Regions from separate parts of the Homo sapiens genome. Here region 1 is linked to region 2. A link is an interaction called in ENCODE POLR2A ChIA-PET data of the cell type or tissue named here. Cell type or tissue: Caco-2. All regions are shown on one strand. Each heading gives the region's core, and the rest is flanking DNA. Links, peaks and the distances in the headings are about the cores only.

Region 1 (4,398 bases), core at 103-4,102, 57 kb after region 2:
AATTACCTCAACACCTAATATACAAAAAGACCTCGAATCAAAGTTCTTTGGATGATTATAGAACAAAATGGCAATGTATTGCAAATGATTAAGAGATGAATATTTATGATTTCTAAAACCATATGGTATAGTAATAGGAAGAACTGTAATATTAAAGGGACCCCATAATCTTAGCATTCATGAATATCTGAGGCAAAGAACATTTACACAGATTCATTACTAGCTTGTAACTCTACCTACCTAACTAGGTTAACTAGTTAACTAGGTCTAACTCTAGCTGTAACAGTTTCTCATTATTCTGAAAAACTGTTAGAAGAATCATCCATTTCTGTTTATCCTAGTAGGGAGAAAAAACAAATACAGCAAGCCATTCAGTAGTTGTTGGCACACTACCGCCCACAAGCCAAATCTGATCCCATCACCATCCCTTAGTTGTATGGTAAGAGAACTAAGAATGATTTTTTACATTTTTAAATAGCTGAAAAACAAATTCAAGGAACAACAGCTATTCGAGACACATAAACATTACATGAAATTCAGTGTTGATAAATAAAATTTTGTTAGAACATAGCCCCGGCACATTCTTTTGGGTACTGTCAATGGCTATTTTACAAAAACAGCAGAGAGGAATAGTCCCACTGGAGATGTGTGGCCCACAAAGCCTAAAATATTTATTATCTGGCCCTTTCCAGAAAAAGTTTGCCAGCCCCTGCCATAAACCACAGCAGACAAGAGATTAAGCTGTAGGTACTGAAATCAGACCAACCTGGGTTCAAAACCTGTCTTTGCCACTAACTGCTTATATAGCTTGTCGAAAGTCATCTAATGGTTCTAAAACTAAAACTTCTAATTTTTTTTAAAGAAAGATAGGCCAGGTATGGTGGCTTATACCTGTAATTACAGCACTTTGGGAGGCCAAGGCAGGAGGATCACTTGAGCCCAGGAGTTTGAGACCAGCCTGGGCAACAAAGTGAGACCCATCTCTATTAAAAAATTTAAAAATTAGCCCGGGGTAGTGGCATATGGCTGTAGTCCTAGCTATTCGGAGGGCTGAGGTGGGAGGATCCCTTGAACCCAGGAGTTCAAGGTGCAGTGCACTATGATTGTGTCACTGCACCCTAGCCTGGGCAAAAGGGCGAGACTCCATCTCTTTGGGGGAAAAAGAAAGGTAACAGTATCGTATAAAGGAGTAAATACAGAGTGCTTAGCACTATACCTTATAGTAAGCACTATATTTTCATTATTATTACCACTATAGTTACTATAGTTACAGGGGACTCTTTCCCTATCAAACTGTTGAGGTCCAGGCCTTTTTGTGCCTATACATGTGGCATAGAAGTATATTATCAATTAATCCTCTCTGTTTTTTTTTTCCCCTCTTTATGTTCAGGCAACTGCAATTCACACCAAAATATGTGGGGGGAGGGAACTTCTACAAAAAAAAAAAAGGGGTGGCTATAAAGTCTGAAAAAATAAGTATATAAACGGCTGTTAGTATTAATCTGTGATTCCAGACTAGCCATCTTGTATAACTGCTTCCATAGGTAATGATGCCGTCCACTGTACTACAAATAAAATCTATATAAAGTTCATGTGAACTTTGTTATATTAATAAGTTTAATTACAGCTATGTCAATATACTTTGCTTAAAAATGACAAACCAAATTTATTCAAGTTCAGAAAAACTCTATCATAGAGTATTCAACATGGATTCAAAACGTTTTTATTTCAGATCCTCTGATAAACAAAAAAGGGCTACCACAGATGGAAAGATAAACTACGTCTACTGGACCATGAGGGGAAAAAACCAAACTTACCTTCATATACTCATGGAAAATGTTAGGTTAAGTTTTCTTTTAACTGGTAAATAATAATTATATGTACTTATGGGACACAATGTGATGTTTCAATATATGCATACGTTATAGAGTGGCCAAATCAGGCCAACTAACATATCCACCAAACCTCAAATACTTACTTCTTTATGGTGAGAACATTTAAAATCCACTATTCTATTCTATTTTGAAATATGTAATATATTCTTCTTCTTATTATTATTAGAGTTAGGGTCCCACTCTTGTCACCCAGGCTGGAGTACACTGGTACAATCATGGCTCAATGCAGCCTCAAACTTCTGGGCTCAAGGAATCCTCAGGTCTTAGCCTCCTAAGCAACTAGGACTACAGGCATACACCACCCCACCAGGCTAATTTTTTTATTTTTTGTAGAGATGGGGTCTTGCTACGTTGCCCAGGTGTGATGGTTAATGCTGAGTGTCAACTTGATTGGATTGAAGGGTGTTGCCAAAGGAGATTAACATTTGAGTCAATGGATTGGGAAAGGCAGACCTACCCTCAATCGGGGTGGGCACAATCTAATCAGCTGCCAGCACAGCCAGAATAAAAGCAGACAAAAGAACATGGAAAGACTAGACTGATGTAGTCTTCTGGCCTCCATCTTTCTCCTGTGCTGGATGGTTCCTGCCCTCAAACATCAGACTCCAAGTTCTTCAGCTTTGGGACTCAGACTGGCTTCCTTGCTCCTCAGTGTGGAGATGGCCTATTGTGAAACCTCACTTTGTGATCATGTGAGTCAATATTCCTTAATAAACTCCCTTTTATATATACATGTATCCTGTTACTTCTGTCCCTCTAGAGAACACTGACTAATACACCAGGCTAGTCTCGAACTACTGGCCACAAGCAATCCTTCTATCTAGAGAACACTGACTAATACACCAGGCTAGTCTCGAACTACTGGCCACAAGCAATCCTTCTACCTTGGCCTCCCAAAGCACTGAGATTATAGGTGTGAGCCACTGCACCTGGCCTACAATACCTTATTACTAACTACAGACATCATACTGTGCAATAGATCACCAGGATCTATTTCTCTTGTCCAAATGAAACTTTGTACTATTTGACCAACGCCTCTCCTTTCCCTGTCTACACCCCTCCAAGCCCCCGGCAACTGTCATTCTACTTTCTACTTCTTTTTTTTTTTTTTGAGACAGAGTCTCACTCTGTCACCCAGGCTGGAGTGCAGTGGTGCAATCTCAGCTCACTGCAACCTCTGCCCCCCGAGTTCAAGCGAGTCTCCTGCCTCAGCCTCCTGAGGAGCTGGGATTACAGGTGCGCAGCACCACACCCGGCTAATTTTTTGTATTTTTAGTAGAGATGGGGTTTCACCATGTTGGCCAGGCTGGTCTTGAACTCCTGGCCTCAAGTGATCTGCCTACCTCAGCCTCCTAAAGTGCTGGGATTACAGGCCTGAGCCACCATGCCCGGCCTATTTTCTGAGTTTGACTTTTTTTCAGTTTCCACATATAAGTGAAATCATGTGTTATCTGGGTATGTGTCTCTGTGTGCCTGGCTTATTCCACTTAGCAGAATGTCTTCTAGGTTCATCCATGTTGTGCAAATGACAGGCTTTCCCCCTTTCCAAGGCTGAGTACGTTTTTCTTATCTGTTCATCTACTGATGGGCACTTCCATGGTTTCCATATCCTTGCTATTGTGAAAAATGCTCCAATGAACATGAGAGTGCAGGCATCTCTTCAATATAATGGTTTCAATTCCTTTGGATATATACTCAGAAGTGGGACTGCTTCATCACAGAAAGCGTTATACTTTTAACTTTTTAAAGTTCTATTAGACTTATGTTCAACTTCCTAAATCAAGCTAAAAATCTGCATACATTAAGCCTAGCTGTGCGCTCTTGGGCAAGTTAATTAACTCATCCCTTAGTTTCCACCTCTGTAAAATGGGGATAATAATGCTAACTCCTTCACAGCTTACTATGAGGATTAAATGAGCCAATACACATAAAGTACATCAAACAGATTCTGATACAGAGTGATGCCTGATAAATTAGTTTTATATATTTACTTAATAGCTAGATTTTGATGGTAATGCTTTCAGAGTTAATTTCCAGCTAGCATGTAGCCAACAAAAACATTTTGAAAATTAGCACAGTTGACAAAATCTTCAGAAATTCGACTTGATTGATGGAAATTAGAATACAGGTATCCTTCACTTAAAAGAACTTAAAAGTACTATACTTCTGTCATATTACTGCTATAGACAACAATTAGAGGATGCAATTCACTTAATTTCTTAGGGTCATCCTTAGGAGAATACAGCAGGCAGCCCATGGAGAACAGGGGAAGTGGAAAAGACTTGGAATAAACTGCATTCTAAGTGGGCCCTCATTTCCTGCCTCATTTCCCCTACTGTCCCCTGCAAAGCGCTGGAAATTTCAGTCCTTTGCTTTACATTCTTTCTCCCACCAAAGATTCAATAGAAGGCATGCCAAGACTATGAGTGTCTGCAAAAACTCTTTAAAAATGCCAAAAAAGATATAAAACATTCCTCTAGATATGAATTTAGAATTGTTATGA
Region 2 (4,398 bases), core at 300-4,299:
TAAACTACAAACCATTTAGATTGGGTAAGAATCTGCATGAGACACACAGACAAAGCATTTTGTAAGTGGTAAACATGCATCGATCAAGTGAAGGGTATTTTGGTTTTCCCAATTTCCATTAGCGATTTGAGGCAAAATATTAAATTGATCAAATAAAAATTTAAATCTTTTAGGAATGGTTGTCATTTATTTTATTAAAATTCTAGCCAGTTCTGGAAATGGTTTAATAGTTTCCTAAGATTTCCAAGCAGAAGTACGATGATAAAATATGACTATTCCTAATCACAAGGCTTGAATAAGCATTTCTAAACAGGCAAATTTAATTAGATTGGTCTCAATATTTGATTAGGAGGCAGCTGTAGCACTGTACTCCCAGCATGCAGGTTTAGATTCTCAATTTAGGCTCACACACATTGTTAGAATATTTCTCCCTTTTCCCCTTCTCATAACTTTAAAATATTAATTATTACGGACACAGAAGCCCTCAAGCAAGCCTTTAGCATAGAAAAGACCAGGTGAAATGGATTCATTTCTCTACTCAAGCAAGAACTTATCCTCCCAAGACCCAAAACTGAAACTGAGATGCAGCCACAGTGAAGAGCCACTTGAGATGGGCCCTTGCAGGTTGAAGGTTGTAATGATGCCAAAATACAGTGAGGACAATTACATATGGCCATTTTCTATCCATGGCTATAAATTTATGCATAGTTACATACATATTTTAAAAGTATTCAAAAATGTGGTTAAGAAAATATTGTTTGGTTTTCGACTAGGTTATTCCTGCCTTCTTTTCATCAGATTGTTTATAACTTAGTTTTTTTTTTTTTTTTTTCCAGTTTTAACTGAGAAATTGTGACCTTAATTCTTTATTCCCCAATGGGCTATAAAGCATAAATTATAAGCAATGAAGAAGGGAAAAATAAAGCCACCAGCTTTTTCTCTCAGAATCCTTGGATAGCTAACTTTTTCCCAAGTCACAGAATTTAGGTATCATTACAACCATTCCCTAGCTCTGTACTTGGGGACAGTTAAAACCTTTTGGTGGGAGTAGCATTCTTGCTTTCTGGAGTTTGTCTGTGTATTTGGAGAGGTTGTGAAGAGGGCTGGGGAGAAGGTGATGCTCGAATTTGTGGACTTTGATCATTAGAATGAGATTCCTCTTTTTTTTCTCTCTGTCCTTGTGGTTTTTCTTTCTTTTTTTCTGTACCACTGTAAAATAAAGTATAACATGGAACAATACACATTTAAACAAATGAAAAAAAATCAAACGATAGAAAAGTGATTATTATATAATTCAAAACCCTAAGTCATACAGCTAATACAATTTGCACTGTTTTCATTCAATAAGGACAATATTTCTTTGAAAATTCCAGAAGCTATTAACATCTTCAGTAAAGAATTTATAAAAATTCTAAGGCGATACACCCCATGAAGATTGCCCCTTTAGACAGAAATGGTCTCTAATAAACTTTGCCATCTTGGCAGATTTTGGGGGACAAATGAAGGTCTCTTAACTGACCTCAAGTTACCCAAATCAGAGGACTATCTGTGTAAAGCATACCGACTGATGCCAAAAGAACACTAAATATTCATGTTTAATAGGTTATTCTCCAATTCCTGTTTTTTTTCTGTATACTTCTACTCCACTCAATTGAGTTTTAAACTTACCAAGAGTTTAAGTTTTCCCCAAGTCTGTTTATGCCAGTTGTTATTTTAATTATGTAAGTTAATTAAATACAAAGAGAATTGCAATTTCTATGAAAACTAAGTTTAATGTTCTAGAAAGACTACAAAAAAAATGAGTTATCAAAAAAATTGCTGTTAAATTTAGTGTGAGTGACACAATTTAAAAAATCACAGAGGCGGCTGGGCGCACTGGCTCACGCCTGTAATCCAAGCACTTTGGGAGGGCGAGGCAAGTATCACCTGAGGTCAGGAATTCAAGACCAGCCCAGGCAACATGGTGAAACCCCGTTTCTACTAAAAATACAAAAATTAGCTTGGCGCAGTGGCATGTGCCTGTAATCCCAGCTACTCGGGAGGCTGAGGCAGGAGAATCACTTGAGCCAGGGAGGCGGAGTTTGCAGTGAGCGGAGATTGCACCATTGCACTCCAGCCTGGATGACAGTGCGAGACTCCATCTCAAAAAACAAACAAATCACAGAGCCCGGGTGTGGTGGCTCACACCTGTAATCCCAGTACTTTGCGAGGCCAAGGCAGGAGGATTACTTGAGCCCAGGAGTTCAAGACCAGCCTGGGCAACAAAGTGAGACTCTGTCTCTTTAAAAAAAAAAAAAATTGGCCAGGCACAGTGGCTCACGCCTGTAATCCCAGCACTCTGGGAGGCCGAGGTGGGTGGATCACGAGGTTAGGAGATCAAGACCATCCTGCCTAACATGGTGAAATCCCGTCTCTACTAACAAATACAAAAAATTAGCTGGGTGTGGTGGTGGGCGCCTGTAGCCCCAGCTACTTGGGAGGTTGAGGCAGGAGAATGGTGTGAACCCAGGAGGCGGAGCTTGCAGTGAGCCGAGATTGCGCCACTGCACTCCAGCCTGGGTGACAGAGCGAGACGCCGTCTCAAAAAAAAAAAAAAAAAAAAAAAAAGAAAGAAAGAAACAAAATCATAGAAAGAGAGATGCGTTCTAACATACTCTTCTGCCAGAGTTTTAAATTTCTTACTCCTTTCATTTCTGAGAAATGAAACTAAAAATTTTAGAAAGTTATTTATGGATATATTTTATGAAAGACAGTCAACAAGGAATTTGATCAGAGATATATACTTAGAGGGTAGGTTTGGTCTTTCATTTAAAAAGTGATGAATGAATACAGGTGAATGTATCTTATGTTAAAATATTTCAGATATTTAAGTATAAATTCTTTTGATTATGTACTTTGACTCTTGGTTAATAAACCACCTGCTATTCCTAACCAGACTGGATAAGCATACTTATACTGAAAACACTCTTGACAATATTATAAAGCTGATGGAATCAAGACTTGAATTCCAGTGATGAAAAGGTAGGAAACTACTAAATGCCTATTTCTTTTCTCTGCCGCCCCCCTCCCCCTGTTTTTTTTTTCAGATGAAGTCTTGCTCTGTCATCTAGGCTGGAGTGCAGTGGTATGATCTTGGCTCACTGCAACCTCCATCTCCAAGGTTCAAGCAATTCTCCCACCTCAGCTTCCCCAGCAGCTGAGATTACAGGCGCCCGCCACCACACCCAGCTAATTTTTACATTTTTAGCAGAGATGGGGTTACACCATGTTGGCCAGACTGGTCTCAAACTCCTGACCTCAGCTGATTCGCCTGCCTCAGCCTCCCAAAGTGCTGGGATTACAGGCGTGAGCCACTGCATCCGGTCCCATTTACATGTCTTTCTTAATCAAAGGACATTTTGTAATTCGATTATAATCAACAAGTAAGCTTGTTCAAGAACATTTTAAATAAATGTACATAGTATATACAATTTATCACATTATAATAGTTTAAAATGTTATAGATATTTTAATGTCAAGTGACATTTCTTAACCTGATGCACTTCTGATAACTTCTGACTTCAGACTGGCCCTTGACTATCTACTTTGTGTTCAATTTTTTTAAAAGCAGGTGCTAAGAAATACAATTTTGGCCAGTCACAGTGGCTCACACCTGTAATCCCACCACTTTGGGAGGTTAAGGCGGGCGGATGACCTGAGGTTGGGAGTTTGAGACCAGCCTCACCAACATGGAGAAACCCTGTTTCTACTAAAAATACAAAATTAGCTGGGTGTGGTGGCGCATGCCTGTAATCCCAGCTACTCCGGGTGCTGCAGCAGGAGAATCTCTTGAACACGGGAGGTGCAGGTTGCGGTGAGCCGAGATTGCGCCATTGCACTCCAGCCTGGGCAACAAGAGCAGAACAACATCTCAAAAAATATATATATATATATCTTAAAAAATAAATAAAAAAAGAAATACAATTATACTTCAAGAATATCAGATTAACTCTGAAATTAAAAAACTGAGTTCCAATATGTCCAACTCTCTCAAAAACAAAAACAAAAAACAGAAGTTACTTCTTCCTTGCGATTCTTCAACAAGATTACAGAGGTCACTAGTTTTATGTGGGCCCAGTACAACCTAAAAGAGCCATTTTCCTTCTGGGTTATTTAAAAGCAAAATACAGGGACCCTGGATCATAAACTAACAAACTCAGCTGGCCTTGGATTGTTGAATCACTAATGTGCATAATACTGATCACTACACAGCAACAAGCAACAGTGCAATAGCTATGTAAGAAAATGGGCTGAATCTGAACCACTACTGGATACAACACGGAAATTTATTTAAAATTGTACTAAAATTTTCTAACATTTTCTTAGTTTCCCTTTTTCTACTCAAAGTGGAGTACAGGT

What was found. ChIA-PET counts read pairs that join two places held together with the same protein. Peaks named below come from ENCODE experiments on the same cell type or tissue, not always from the same donor. Only the 100,000 strongest peaks of a DNase experiment are listed, where the experiment ranks them.
Region 1: POLR2A ChIA-PET joins it to region 2 with 9 read pairs; 9 of 35 experiments call an interaction of 5 or more read pairs at or near these places.

The regions. Positions count from the first base shown.
Region 1 is chr2:42,200,691-42,205,088 of GRCh38, reverse strand. The region is part of intron 1 of EML4 (EMAP like 4); the gene reads right to left. Among named protein-coding and RNA genes, the nearest start is that of EML4-AS1, 33 kb to the right of the region's middle. In Caco-2, for the core only: no CTCF peak of the experiment used is centred there; no DNase peak of the experiment used is centred there.
Region 2 is chr2:42,257,932-42,262,329 of GRCh38, reverse strand. It overlaps EML4 (EMAP like 4), which reads right to left. Exons shown (of 23, transcript NM_019063.5): 4 at 1,036-1,209. Among named protein-coding and RNA genes, the nearest start is that of EML4-AS1, 90 kb to the right of the region's middle. In Caco-2, for the core only: no CTCF peak of the experiment used is centred there; a DNase peak (open chromatin) is centred at 2,139.